Regions from separate parts of the Homo sapiens genome. Here region 1 is linked to region 2. The links are chromatin loops, found by intact Hi-C in ENCODE. Cell type or tissue: endothelial cell of umbilical vein. All regions are shown on one strand. Region 1 has its middle 12 kb from the start of SLCO1B3. Region 2 overlaps PDE3A (phosphodiesterase 3A).

Region 1 (8,000 bases), 330 kb before region 2:
TTAGCCATGTGGTCTTCAATGTGAGACATGCATTCTCTCACAGAAATGAGAAGGCTTTCCAAAGGATATGCAAGTACAGATAAAGTTTTAGAAAAAAATTAACAATTTCATGGAAGAACAATTTATATGCAGTAAAATGCACATACATAATGTATATCATTAAATGAATTTTGACATATGCATTCAGCCATGAAACAAAGATACTGAAGATAATGGTCATCCCAGAAGTTTTCTTCTGTCCCTTCCTACCACTGCCCACCTCAGACCCTATCACTGAACTGCTTTTGTCGCTATAGATTAATTTACATTTTAAAGAATTTTATATTAAGATACGTCAAACAATAGGTACTCCTTTCTACTTGACTCAACTTAATTACTTTCAGGTTCAACCATATTGTCGTAGATATGATACTTATTCCCTTCAATGCCGATTAGTATTTTTTTTTTTAGTTTGTTTTTGAGATGGAGTCTCGCTCTCACCCAGGCTGGAGTGAAGTGGCATGATCTCCGCTCACTGCAAGCTCCACCTCCCGGGTTCACACCATTTTCCTACCTCAGCCTCCCGAGTAGCTGAGACTACAGGTGCCCACTACCACACCCGGCTAATTTTTTGTATTTTTAGTAGAGACAGGGTTTCACTGTGTTAGCCAGGATGGACTTGACCTCCAGACCTCGTGATCTGCCCGCCTTGGCCTCCCAAAGTGCTGGGATTACCGGCGAGAGCCACCGCACCTGGCCAGTTTTGCCCAGTTTTAATCGGTATGTTTGTCTTATTATTGAGCTGTGTTTTTTATATGTCTTCAAACAAGATGTTTGTTGAATATATGTTTGCAAATATTTTCAAAAGCAAATGTTTAAAATTTTGAGTAAGTCCAACTTATAAATTTTATCTTTACAGTTTCCCTTTTGTATTCTATGTAAGAGAGTTTTCAGATAGGGTTTGCACTGCCAAAATGAAAGTGAATATGATTTTCCCATGTTGTTTTAGAGGTTTTATATTTTACTTATTACATTTATGCTCCATTTTGAGTTAATTTTGGTAGAAGACATAAGGTAAGGGCCAAGGTTTTTTATTTTGTCTATTGCCATCCAATTTTTTCAGCATCATTTGTTAAACTTGACTTGGTATTTTTGTAAAAATCCATTAAACATAAATGTTTTGATCTTGTCCCAGACTCTCTATTCTGTTCCATTTACTACTATGTTCAATTTTATGTCAATATTATTCTATTTTCATTACTGTGGCGTGATAATAAGTCTTGGAATCAGATCCTGTAAGTATTTCTACTTTTAATCTACTTTTAAGGTAGATTATCACGTTGTATAAAAAGAGTTGCCCTTCTTTCTTTGTAATTTGGATATGTTTTACTCCTTGACTTGCTGTACTGTCCAGAACCACCAGTGCCATCTCCAGACTACCATATCTCAAAATAGAAGTGATGAGAGCAGACTTCCTTGCCTTGTTCCCAAACTTAAGGGAAAAAGTTTTCAGTCTTCCATAATGAAGTATGATGCTAGCTATAGGGTTTTGTACATTCAGATTAAGAAAGTACTCTTTCTTTCAGTTTTGTGGTTAAGTTTTTGTTCACTTGCTTTTTAAAATGGTGAATGAAAGAATTAACATTTAAAAATCAATATAATTCACTGTATCAGCAGAATAATGGGAAAACCTTATACTTACATTATCTCAAAAGTTGTACAAAGAATATTTGATAAAATTTAACTACTCATGATGAAAACAATTGCATACTATAAATAGAAAAGAACTTCTAGGAAGTGTATGGGGAAGTAGGAGATAAAGAGAGGTTGGTTAATGGGTAGAAATGTATACTTTGATAGAAGAAATAAGGCCTTGTGTTTGATAGATCTGTAGAGTGACTATAATCTACAATAATCTGTTTTATATTTCAAAATAGAAGAGACTATTCTAGCATAAAGAAAAGTATTTAAGGTGATGCATATTCTAATTATACTGATTTTACCTGTACAAATCAAATGAATATATTAAATTATTACATGTACCCCAAATTAAAAAAAAAAAACTTTCTTAATGTGATAAAGGGTATCTACCAAAAACTACTACAGAATCATCATACTTCATTATATGTTTATTGAATATGAATATCTTAATGAATAGAAAGAGAATGAAGGGCTCAATAGACTGGAGGTCCCATGAATTAGAAGGAAGAGCATACTAAGATTAACTGAAAATAAGATGAAGGAAAGCAGAAATCTAAATGTATTATTTTGGAGTAGTTTCGAGTGATGACAAATACCAAAAAGTGTCTACAGGATAGGTTGATTGAAGTAAAATAGAGGAGTAAAATTTTTCCATTGAGCAACAAGGCATAGTAATTCTACTCAAGGCTGTCTCTATTGTGTCTTTAGAGCAGTGCTGGGCATAGCACTTTCAGAGATGATGAAAATGTAATATCAGTGTATTCTTAAATGCAGTAGCAACTAGTTTCATGTAGCTATTAAGCACTTCAAATATGTCTAGTGTGACCAAGAAACTCAATTTTTAGTTTCATTTTTTATTTAGTTTAGATTTAAATAGCCACTTGTAGCTAGTGACTACCATGTAGCACAGCATAACTTCCGGCTATCAATTTCACCATGGCTGAGGTGGTAGAGCATTTTCTTCCCTGAGGATCCCACAAAATTTCACTTAAACCATTTCTAAGTCTTTCACCTTTCACCTACATTTTTTCAAGTTCTGAAATACCAAGTCACTACGCTGTTAGGAAATAGAGGGACTAGGCAATGCTCTATTATTTCTTTCTCTCATATTATTTCTTTCCTGTCTTTTGTTTTCTCTCTCCTTCATGTCCTCCTTTCAGGGTCAGTCACCAAGCACAATGTCAAAAACATTATGATCATTCAATACAGTGTAGCTGTTATAACAGTCTTTTTCAAATTATATACAATACCATCATGAGTATCTTTTATGCAATTACTTCAATACATCTGGGATTACTTCTACAGTAAACTGTCTTAAAACCAAAATTACTGATTCAAAGAGCATACAATTTTTTAAAATTTGCTTTTCAAATTGCATTCCAGAAAGATTTTATCAATAATAGTTTTTTATACAAATGGCACCTCTTAATTCATATCTACTAGTCATATATTTTTCTATCTTGAAAAATTAGTTGCAAAATAGAATCTACTATTGTTTTATTTTGCATTTATTTGATTATAGACCACATTCATGCTAGAACCAGTGATAGAGTTCTCTAGTATATTTCATATGACACAGAGTTTTCATCACTCATCTCTTTCTACTTCTCTAGGGCACTTGAAAAATTGGTTGCAAAATGGAATCTACTATTGTTTTATTTTGCATTTATTTGATTATAGACCACATTCATGCTAGAATCAGTGATAGAGTTCTCTAATATATTTCATATGATACAGAGTTTTCATCACTCATCTCTTACTACTTCTCTAGGGCACAAACTCAGAATACTTTTTGTTATACTCAAATGGCAAGAACATGTGTATCCCTTGAATAGCACCAGCATGACGTTGGTTTTCTCTAATAGAAATCCAAATTAATGCTCAGTTTTAAGATATTTGCTCAATATGCAGCAAAAAAAATAGTTCTTTTCTGGAAATTTCAACTTTCCTAGAGAATTAGGAAATCATCTGCTTCCACATGAAATAACCAAGACCAGGCACTATTACCTAGGTTTTCTTTGGACAACAGCATACTCCTGTCCTCAACTCCTGATAATCAAGTGTCTTGTGAAATTCCAGTTGTGACCATACGTTCTTGGATCACCCTGCCCATTTTCCTCAGGCCTCTATCCATGTATTCTGTGTGCTATGAACTTTGTTAAGCCTTCTGATGTCCTCTCAGATACCTTGAATATCTGTAGCTTCTTAATATTTTTTATAACACAACATTCTGGCTAGTTTTATCACTGATCCCAGAGGCTATACATACAGAGATGTGGTAGGTTTTGGAGTAAAGGAGAAGGCTTACATGGAAAAGAGTTGACATTATGCCTACAAATCAGAAACAAATATGAAGATTCACATAATTACCTGTATAGTATTGATAATTGTGAGATTCTCCAGCCAGTAGGTGGAAGCAGACTCCTATCTATAGAGATGGATAGTCTAAGCAGTTCGCACTTCTGAGTATGCTAAGTCATTTAGCACTTGCAGCAAATAAAACTTTCACTTTTCAGCAATCAGGAATCAGCTGTTTCTTGGGGATATATTTATGCAACCACTAATCCCTACTCAAAGGAGATTAGTTGCCTAAACAAATTTAACTCATGCCTGGGCTATTGCAATATTTTCCCAGGCAACTCAGGTTAGGGGACATAAGCCTAATAAATAAACTTTAAATCATCATCTTAGTAGGTGTTTAATGCTAACAAATTGTGTTACAAAGGTTCCTTGTTAAAATGAATGCTGTTATTGTCTCGTCCTCCCCAAATATTGGTCCTATTTGTCTTAGAGTTAGGAAGAGAAGACTGGAATAGAAAGGATAAATTCATACTAGCAGAAAAGGTAGTGAGCAGGATGACATACTTAATTGAGTAAAAAGGATGACATAACCTGTGAGCTCCATGAGGGTAAGAATATATCTATGAGGTTTGCTTCAAAGGCTAACAAAATTCTGGATACCTGGGGCATACCTATTAAATATTTGGTGAATAAAATGTTGAATGACAAACTAGAAGTATGCATGGCCTTTGTTCCCAGGATTTGATATATCAGAATATTCCCTTAAAAATTATGCCGTGTGTTGTGGCTCACATTTATAATCACAGCACTTTAGGAGGCTGGGGCTGGCAGATCACTTGAGGTCAGGAGTTTGAGACCAGCCTGGCCAATATGGTGAAAACCCATCTCTACTGAAAATACAAAAATTAGCCAGGTGTGGTGGTGCGTGGCTGTAGTCCCAGCTACTAGAAAGGGAGGCTGAGGCAGGATAATCTCTTGAACTCAGAAGGCAGAGGTTTCAGTGAGCCGAGATGTGCCAATGCGCTCCAGCCTCGGTGACAGAGCAAGACTCTGTCTAAAAAAAGAAAAATAAAAATTAGGCAACATATAAAAGAAAGGTGAAGAGCAGTGAAGATTGGTGGTATGGTAGGCTGAATAATGACCCTTAAAAATACCCATGTTCCAATCCCTGGAACCTGTGGATATTAATTTATATGGCAAAAGTAACTTTGCAGATGTGATTAAGCTAAGAATCTTAACATGGGGAGATTATCCTGGATTATCTGGTTGGGCAAACTTCTATTTTATCATTCAACATTTTGTTAACATCCATAGGTTATAGCTCCAATCTGCTATACAGAGGCCACACAGACTTCTATTTTATCATTCAATTTTTTTTTAACATCCACAGGTTATAGCTCCAATCTGTGCAATGCACTTTGAAAATGGAGAAAGGGAACACGTCAAGGAATACAGGAAGCCACTAGAAGCTGGAAAAAAACCAGGAGACAGATTCTCCTCCCAGATCATCCAGAAGGAACCAACCCTGCTAAAACCTTGACTTTAGCTCAGTACAAAGGATTTCAGACTTACAGCCTCCATAAGGGTAAGACAATACATTTGTGTTATTTTAAGCCACCAAGTTTGTGATACTCCTACAGCAGCAGCAATAGGAAAATAATACAGATGGTAACTGCCTTCTTTGTCCCTAATCATCTCTCTTCCTCCACTAGCTCCCACACTCCTATCTCTTTCAGAGACTGTCAATAGTGAAATATTGAATCAAGACCCCCTGAATATTTTATACACACTCTTATGAGATTAGAGTGTGTGATTACTGTTGTTATAGTACAGGATTCAAGTCAATAAGGTGGGCTCCAGGGACCTACCCAACCAAGAGCTGGTATTTCCACCATTAAAAAGTATTCTTAACTCTTTCCTTTTGTTATGATTATTATTATTCTAAGTTACCATGCTTTCTTTTGGTCTTGGTGTCCTTGAGAATGTACCTCACACAACTCTAACTACATGAGCATAATTGACCAATGGTCTCATGCACATTTAATCCCATTTTGTTATTTCCTTCTTAGAGACCTAATATATTTGCTATCTTAAACAAAATCCAGTTTTATTTTTAATAGCGCTTTATTCCGGAACTTTTCCTAGTCATCTAGACCATTGACCATAGTTCTGTTTAGCCCATTTTCTTCCAAGAAATTGAATATGTTTTGTTCACTGTCACTTCAGATTGAGATTCTTCTCTACACTAGGGTATTATAATAATATTGTTCACTCAACCATAGATATTCTATTTTCCTGGAGACTCTGGTTGCTTTTCTGCCCATTCTTGGTCACCCTGGAGACAAAATTTGATGAATCTCCTTAGATGAGGAAGAAGTTGTGTTGTGGTTCAGATCACAGACTCTGAATACAGATGGTCTGGGCTTACATCCCAGGTCTTTCACTTACGAACTGTGTGACTTGATCAACTCACTAAACCATGTCTCAGTTTTTCTATCTGTTTAATAGTAATAATAAAATATGAAATAAGAGGCTGGGTGCAGTGGCTCACGCCTGTAATCCCAGCACTTTGGGAGGCCAAGATGGGCAGATCACGAGGTCAGGAGGTCGAGACCATCCTGGCTAACACGGTGAAACCCCATCTCTACTAAAAATACAAAAAAGTAGCTGGGCGTGGTGGCATGCGCCTGTAGTCCCAGCTATTCGGGAGGTTGAGGGAGGAGAATTGCTTAAATCCGGGAGGTGGAGGTTGCAGTGAGCCGAGATCGTGCCACTGCACTCCAGCCTGGGTGACAGAGCGAGACTCTGTCTCCAAAAAAAAAAAAAAAAAAAAAAATATATATATATATATATATATATGATTATTTTGAAGATTAAATAAGTGAACTATTTAAAGCATTTAAAACAATGCTGGTCACAAAAGATCACATACTTGATAATAGCTTTTGTATGAAAATCCAGAATACTCAAATTTATAGAGATGAAAATTAGATTTGTGGTTGCCATGGGCTGGGAGAAGGAGAGAAAGAAATGGCTGTTAATAGGCGCTGAGTTTGTTTTAGGAGTGATGAAAATATTCTAAAATGAGTTAGTGGTGATGGGTATACAATTCTGTGAATACATTAAAAACACCACTGAATTGTATACCTTTAAAAGGTAAATTTTATCATAAAGGATATATCAACCAAAAAATAATGCTGGCCCCTTGTATTGTGATTATTTTAAATTATTATTGAGACCAATGTTTCTGGTCATCCTCTTCAGGGCCTTCTTCAGAAGGAGGTGCTATGTAGTGAATTGCATTTCTCCAAATTCATATGTTGAAGCCCTCATCCTAAAGTGACTGTAATTTGAGACAGGGTCTTTAGAAAATAATTAAGATTAAATGAGCTCATAAGAGTGTGCCCTTACCTGAAAGAACTGGTGGCCTTATAAGTAGAGAAAGGAAGTGCTCTCTCTCTCTTCCTCTCTCTCTCTCTCTCTCTCTCCAAGTGATCACAACAAAAAGGCCATGTAACAACTCAGGGAGAAGGTAGCTGTCTCCAAGCTAAGAAGAGGGCACTTACCAGGAATTGAATCAGCTGGCACCTTCACCTTGGACTTCTTAGCCTGCAGAATATGAGAAATAAATTTCTGTTGTTTAAGCCATTCAGTATTCAGTATCTTGTAATAGCAGCCTGAATACTTTAGTACATAGTTTGTTGCCATAGAGTGGCGTGATGCTGCAACAAATACCTAAAAATGTGGAAGTGGCTTTGGAATTGGGTAAAGAGTAGAGCCTAGAAAATTTTGAAGTGGCACTAGAAAAAGATGAGATTACCATGAAGTGACTGTTGGTAGTAATTTGGACAGTAACAGCAATTATGGTGAGGGCTCAAAAAGAAAAGAGGAGAGCTGAAGAGAAAGCCTACATATAATCATAAACAAAATTTTGATAGAAGTATGAACATGAAATGCCATTCTAGTAAGGTCTCATACAGTAATGAAGATCAGATCATGTGACTGGAAAATGGAGAAAA
Region 2 (8,000 bases):
ATGAGAGAAGAGGCAGTGAGCTTCAAGGCTTTGGACTTCTCCTCCAGTGCAGTGTGGAATTGTGAGGGCTCAGATAATTAGACCACATTAATGATACACTTAGTGACTGAGTGGCAGCCTCACAGTTTGCAAAATAAGCTACTTAGTAAACTCTCCTCTAGAATTATTTAACAAAATAACTCCTGCCAGAAAATATATTTGAAACTTTGAGAGGATGCTTAGTGGCTCTTCCACCCTTTGTGTAGAGAAGTCCTACAAAACCCAATTACAGTGCTTGCCAACCCACTACTAACATCCAGTGAACAAACAATTCTTAAGGACTTGTTTTTAATTTCTCTCAACAGAAGTTAGGTTAAAAGTCACAATAACCACAGTGAAATAATTATCTTAGGTCTGGCATGCTTGGAGCTGCGTATAGAGGGGAGCTACAGGGAAGCTGTGTATAGAAGGGGAAGCACAGTGTAACCTGAAAGACCAGGCAGCCCTTGCTGTCAGTGTAATTTGAATCATCTCTGGCATGTTTATATAACCATGATTAGCAAGAATTTACTACATTTCTAATGCCATGCCAGACATGTATCCTTATCATTTAATTTAATGTTTACAATCAGTCTTATAGATCCCTCATTATTGGGCCAATTTCACAGATTACAGAATGAGATTCAGAGAGGTTAAATAACTTGCTCAAGATCACAGGCAAGTACAGACCATAATCATTGGCCATTCTAATTTTAAGACAAAAGACTAATGATAAGAAGCAACACATACAAATGTAAAATGTATAACATGCAAAATGTTATTAAAAAGAAAGAAAGCATGATTCTGAGACAGCTCAGGGTATGAAAGGGAAGACTCAGAAATCAATTGCAAATGGAAAAATAAATGTCATAATGAATTTATGTATCAAAATCAATCCTAATAGAACAATGTTGCTATTTTAAAACCTAAACAATGCTATTTAATTTGTTTAAACATATGGGACAAAATCACAAAGCTGGCTACAAAAAGAAAATGTGCTATTAATTTTATAAGTGTTTCAAGAAACGTTCTCATCCATTAAGCAACTCTTTTTTTTTTTTTTTTTTTTTTTTTTTTTTTTTTTTTTTTTTTTTTTGAGAAGGAGTCTCGCTCTGTCGCCAGGCTGGAGTGCAGTGGCCCAATCTCAGCTCACTGCAACCTCCGCCTCCCGGGTTCAAGTGATTCTTCTGCCTCAGCCTCCTGAGTAGCTGGGATTATAGGCGCGTGCCACCATGCCCAGCTACTTTTTGTATTTTTAGTAGAGATGGGGTTTCACCATGTTAGCCAGGATGGTCTCAATCTCTTGACCTCGTGATCCACCCACCTTGGCCTCCCAAAATGCTGGGATTACAGGCAGGAGCCACCGTGCCCGGCCCATTGACCAACTCTTTACTGTCTAAATACTTCAAATATTCAGAATAAAGTAGATATCTTTAAAATGTGGAAGAAGTTCAAAATCTAGTAAAAGATAACGGCAGATGTATATTTCAATGTTTTTAATAGTGTATCACATACAAGAATAAAATAAAGACTTTAAAAATCCTCCTTTATATAAGCAAGCATAATAAATACATTTTTATAAGTCATTTCCTGTGACAACATCTAGAGTATAAATTAACAGAAAGAATACTAGGCAGGAATATAGAAAGTCATTCCTACACTATCTTTATTAATATAAATCATTTCAGAAATAAAGATTCCTAGATATACAAACAAAAAAAAAGCATCATCATTCCTTTTATTTTCTTTGTTAAAGGATCTCATTCAGACATTTCACATATTTATAATCCATCATTTTAACCAAGTCTATCTGCCTCTCCTCAAATCAGAAAATTTTAAAAGATGAAAACAACCAATAACTAAGAACTCATGTTTAACAGCAGTCTTCTTTCACTCCCAATTAGATAGAAAAAATTAATGTACCTATTAAACTAACATATAAGTAATTCAACAATCAGGAAAGAAGCTTTGGAAGGCATATATAAAAAAGGCTACCCACCCAACAATGAGAAAAACAAAGAAGTCTCAAAAAACAAATAAAATATGTGCTTATTTCTGAAAAATTTGAATTCAACTCTGGAGTTCAAATGGCAATTTATTTTTTGCACTCATAACTATAAAATGACTTAAGCACACACTGAAGATCTCATTTATCTTTCAAACAAAAAATTGATGAGAGGAAAAGAGAGGTACCTTTAGTAACTGGGACAGGCGGTGATGGCTAAGAAGAAAGAAAAGAAAACACTTATCCTAAAATTCAAACTTCGTCTATCACACACAAAGCCACAATTATATAGTCATACTTATTAATAGATTAAGTGATTTTTATATTCACATTAGATTTCTCTAGAACAGCAACTACTGAAAAACAGAGCCAGAAACACACAGAGACAAAATTGCCTTTTATATGAGACACTTAAAAATAATACACTAGTCATAATTTAACTTTTAAATAATTTCTTTAAAAGTACACTGAAAATTTTAAAAAGCATTCACATTCGAAGTATTACTCATGACCACTCATTATATCACATTATAATCACTTAAATACAACTCAGCGCACCCTGTTAGATGGTCTACTGAATGGCATCTGTGTATCTCATTCACTTCTTCCTCTCCTCCTTGAAACACAGGAGAATTGTTGCTTTGCATTCAGCAAGAACTCTTAATTATTAGAACCTTTGTTTATATGCTTCATAATATTTGGATTTTTAAAAAATTATTTGCTCATATAAAAAATAGTTTCATTCACAGATTGTAGCTGTCAGTGCTAAGTGTTTGTGCTCCGTAGAAGCATCCTGTTTCTTTGCTTGTCTTCCAAGAGTCTGGCTGTCAGGCATTGGAATGGGAACAATTTCCATGTTGCATAACACGGTTCAGTGTACTGGACAAAGGGTGGGGCCTCAGGACTCCAGTGACTATTTGGATAGATCTCTAGGGAACATGCTTTTCAAGAGTGCAAAGACAGAAAAATAAATGGGCCAGGGGGTCAGGTTTTAACCTGCTGACTTAGTTCATTGGCTCTTCACACTAGGCAACGGGCTCTGCACCACTTCCATTGAAACGTGGTTTCTTATTGATCCAAAATCCCCAAAAGGGAGATCTAAGATGAGTAATATTTTTTGGCACAAGTTGGTATTATTTATAACACTTCCCTGTTCTGGAATATTCTTTTAGATATAGTCTCTCAAGTTCTAAGAAGTAGGAACTGTTTGTCCTACCTTCTTTCCCTATTTCATCCATCTCCAGGACTTTCAACTTTTATATTTCCTATTTTATTTAGGACATGCTACCATTTTAAATTTTTAAAATAAAAGTACTGGCTGGGCACGGTGGCTCCTGCCTGTAATCCCAGTACTTTGGGAGGCTGAGGCGGGCAGATTACGGGGTCAGGAGTTCCAGATCAGCCTGGCCAGCATGGTGAAACCCCATCTCTACTAAACACACAAGAAATTAGCCAGGCACAGTGGCGCGCACCTGTAGTCCCGCTACTCGGGAGGCTGAGGCAGGAGAATTGCTTGAACCTGGCAGGCAAAGGTTGCAGTGAGCCAAGATCGTGCCACAGCACTCCAGCCTGGGTGACAGAGTGAGACTGTCTCAAAAAAATAAACAAATAAATAAAATAAAATAAATAAATTTTTAAAAATTACCTAGAGAATTAACATTCTAACACACGTAAGTACTTAGCTTGGGGAGTTGGTAGAAAATTTTACCATCAGAGCTGTGAATGAGCGTGTGTAATCCAACAACGTAATATGAACCAATATAAGGGCTACTCTATTCTTGGAATACATATTCTGCAAAAATGAAAACTATGACATGCTATTAAAGAGAAGAAATTGTTAAGCAACCTCCAACTTCATCGACTTTTATCCTCAGAAAGGAAGATTTGATGAACTTAGACCTGGAATTTAATGAACTATATGTAACTAAATATTTTTTAAAAATTGAAAATAAAAATGGGGTATGATGAACCTTAAAACACAGGAGTTATGCACAACGGCTAAACTTCTAATTTCATTTTTAGAATTTCATATTCTCATATGTAACTGCTTCTTAATTCATAATACTGAGATTTGCTAGGGGTATAAATAGAGTGTGCCATGTTATCAGTTCATCATGTGGTGAGAATGTTTATCCTAAAATATCTGTTTTTCTCTCTATAAAATATGATTGGATGGTAAATAGCTGGGTATGTCTAGAAAGCCCTGTATAAACAAAGACCACAACTTCTTTGCACATGAGAAACTAATGTCTGTATCCATGTGTCTCATTTTATTCAATCCCACGTCAGCAATTTATAGTCCTGCACTCACTCTTCAAGGAAAATGAAAATTTGCATAGTGTACAATCCTGGCCATAGAAATTAGCATGGGCTTAGGACCCACCTGAAACCAGATTGGCTTTGAGAGTAATCATGATTCAGCTCACGGTAAAACATCTTACCGTAATAGCCATCCAGAAGAAAATCTTACTTATATAGAGTATATTTCTTGGGCCTACAGAAGGACAGTCATCATACTGAAGTACAGAAAAGATAATTATGATAACAATTAGCCAAGCAATGGGAAAAAACAACTTACTCAATATCAAAGTTATTGATATAAAAAGCGAGAGCTGAAAAAATAATTCCAATATTGATTTACTAAGTGACAGTGAACCTTGTTAAGTGAATATATTGCTTTCTAAGTAAATATAACCCTCATTTTGAAGGGGATATATTAAATTTGTGGATCTATTGAAATACCATTTAAATTATCACAGGCATACTCTGTTGAATTATTATGCAATTATATTTGTGTGCATTCCATATAATGTTAATAAGGGCAATAACATTTCCCATCATTTCAATGATACAGGGCACTTTTTCTTTTGGAAAAATAGTCACTCTGAGAACAGAGCCATCTAGTGGCAAGTGCAGAATAATGATTACAACATAAAATGAACTGTGAGCCTAACAGTATCATTAGTAAACATTATCATTAACAACCTAAACTAAGTGGTAATGAATATTAAAGGTTCTGCTTTTCAGATAAAGAAATAAATTAAGTGGAAAATCCATCTATAAAGGGTGTCCACATTCTTTATACCATATGGTCTTCGTTTTGTAAAATAGAAAAGTCTAAAACAAGAATTACACACGCATATACAATACATATACACACAAACACACAGACACAAAACAAAGGAACTATGCCAAAATATAAACAGTTCCCCAGCCTGGGAAGTGGGATTAAGTATGTTTTGTCCCCTTCTTAATGTTTTTCTGCATTTTCCTCAGCAGGTACATACTACTTTTGTAAGTAGAAAATGTAATATTTAAAAATATATTGAGAGACTACTGAAAGAAATATGAAAACAACAAGAGCAGATTCACTAATCTTTCAGAAAATATATTTTCTATTTGCAGCTATACATCCTTGTAGCTCTAGAGATTGTTTGCTATGATATAAGCAAAATAATACCTTTTGATATATTTACCATAGGCTTAGATGATTCTTCATCTAGGAATAAATCACAACATGCTTAGATATTAGGTATATAGCATTAAGATTTGAGCAATAAATAACAAGTATAACATAATTATGTTGAGTTTTAAAAATACATACAAATTACTTATCTATATACTTAATATTGCAAAAAACACAGTGAGGTAGCAAAGGAAAAGATAATTATTTTCATTTTATAAAGAAGTGGAGATGTACAGACAGCACATATTTATCTCCAGCTCTGTCACTGATGAGTTGAAAGTTTTCTGACAACTACTCTATTGCTTTTCATACTATAACAATTTTGATACCTGGAACTTAAAAATATCTGTAAGTTATTTTCATGTTTATTCTCAAAAAGTCTCATTGGTGGCAATAGCTACTCTTCTTATTCCTCTCTTTAGATTGACACAGATGATGTCCTATAACTGAGATAATTTATCATGGGCATAATCAAGAGTATAGATTTGCCAGGTGCAGTGGTTCATGCCTGTAATCCCAGCACTTTGCGGGGGCCAAGACAAGAGGATTGTTTGAGGCCAGGAGTTTGAGACCAGCCTAGGCAACACAGGGAGACCCTATCTCTACAAAAAAATTAAAAATTAGCCTGGCATGGTGGTATACTCAGGAGGCCGAAGTAGGAGGATCCCTTGAGCCTGGAAGGTCAAGGCTACAGTGAGCCATGATCCTGCACTGCACCCCAGCCTAGATGACAGAGTGAGATGCTGACTCATAAAAAAAAAAAGTATAGCTTTTACTTTCTTAAAGTATGTTGATATTTTACAAGACGTTTTTAACAAATGAATACCAAATTGCATGAAAGCTTGAAGTAAATGTTTAGAGTAAATGAAGAATAAAAAAACTTCAGACATTGAAAATAACATTTTTTAAAATCCAAAAAATCAAACTAAAATTTAAAATAGAGCAAACAAATCAGAATTATCTATACGGCCACTCTGAGGAGAAAAATACAATTATTAAAAGGGGTCTATTACTGACCCTAATCTTCACAAACAACCAAAAAAAAATTCGATTTTTGTTGTTGTTGTTTTAGATGAAGTCTTGCTCGTTGACCAGGCTGGAGTTCAGTGGCACAATCTCAGCTCACTGAAATCTCTGCCTCCCAGGTTCAAGCGATTCTCCTGCCTCAGCCTTCTGAGTAGCTGGGACTAGAGGTGCAAGCCACCAGGCCCAGCTGATTTTCATATTTTTAGTAGAGGCACAGTTTTGCCATGTTGGCCAGGCTGGTCTCGAACTCCTGACCTCAAGTGATCTGCCCATCTTAGCCTCCCAAAGTGCTGGGATTACAGGCATAAGCCACCGCGCCTGGCCTCTAGTAGTTCAATTTTTAATCTTCCTGATATTCAAAATTGATTTGGAAATTCTGGGGCTAATTACTTGTCAATGAGAAGAACACTTTTCTCATATTTTCAACCTAAAATTAAAAGTTATATGTGAGATCCAAGATTAGTAATAACCCTGTTTGGTGGTGCCAACTCTATCTACATCTAAGTAGCACCCAAAGTGAGACATGCAGCAGGAAAGTGGCCAAAAGAAGTGCTTCGTCACTTCATCTCTTTTCCTTCCTTCAGTATTCCTTTCATTCCCATTCTAATTGATATTTTTAAAACCTTCTAATACTATTTATATTCTGATACACTGCAGAGAGATAATAATAAGCCATTCTGGGGAAAAGATAGGCTATTATAAATGTATACTTTGACATTTTTACTGATATCTGATTCTTACGCACTTGGTAAACCAACTGGGAAAAATTCATTACAATTTGCTACAAGAGTATTTTAATAGGAATCACGGCTTTTAAGAAAACAATAATCAATAATAATCGTCATCACCATCATCCCATTTAGTTACTGGGTTGGGCCCAAAGCTTAATATACATTACCTAGAGAAAGAAGTAGATGAATGATTATGTTTATCTAATTTTTCTAGATAAGCCTATAGTTCTGTTTTATATCTTTATGTAAAATTAAAGAAGAAAAAGATAGAAGCAAATGTGCTATATATATTACTGCTTCCAAAATTTCAATTATTCATGTAGCAATTACCTTGGTGATTCTACCATGTTATGGACCAGCCACCCATAATATTGTACACTTAGTCTTCTATAAATAAAATTTTGTTTCCAATTGGATTTATTTTTTAAAACTTTATGTCACTACTTAAATGGAAACTCAGTAATACTTTATATAAGTACAAAGTGGCCATAAAACTAAAGTCAAGGAAAGACAATGCTATCTCTTTCAATTCTCACAAGATCCTCTTTTTTTTTTTTTTTTTTTTCTGACAAACACTCCTAGCCTGAGGCCTGCTCTCTGTTACAAAGATAATCAGTGAGGGTTGGAGGGACATGAAAGCATCCTAGCTCCAAGGTGAGATCTGCTCCCCTTATCTTAATCAGTAACATTAGAGTAGAAATGAAAGGCAAATAATTTAGCAAAACACTTAATATTATATACCAGCATATCTCGT

What was found. A loop is a pair of places that touch in the nucleus more often than their neighbours do. Peaks named below come from ENCODE experiments on the same cell type or tissue, not always from the same donor. Only the 100,000 strongest peaks of a DNase experiment are listed, where the experiment ranks them.
Region 1: it touches region 2 in a loop (22-fold over the local background); 4 of 110 quality-filtered maps call a loop at or near these places.

The regions. Positions count from the first base shown.
Region 1 is chr12:20,794,870-20,802,869 of GRCh38, reverse strand. No RefSeq gene overlaps it. Among named protein-coding and RNA genes, the nearest start is that of SLCO1B3, 12 kb to the left of the region's middle. In endothelial cell of umbilical vein, no CTCF peak of the experiment used is centred here; a DNase peak (open chromatin) is centred at 4,109.
Region 2 is chr12:20,461,048-20,469,047 of GRCh38, reverse strand. All of the region lies in intron 1 of PDE3A (phosphodiesterase 3A), which reads right to left. Among named protein-coding and RNA genes, the nearest start is that of PDE3A-AS1, 95 kb to the right of the region's middle. In endothelial cell of umbilical vein, a CTCF peak has its summit at 4,916 (motif pointing left); a DNase peak (open chromatin) is centred at 4,937.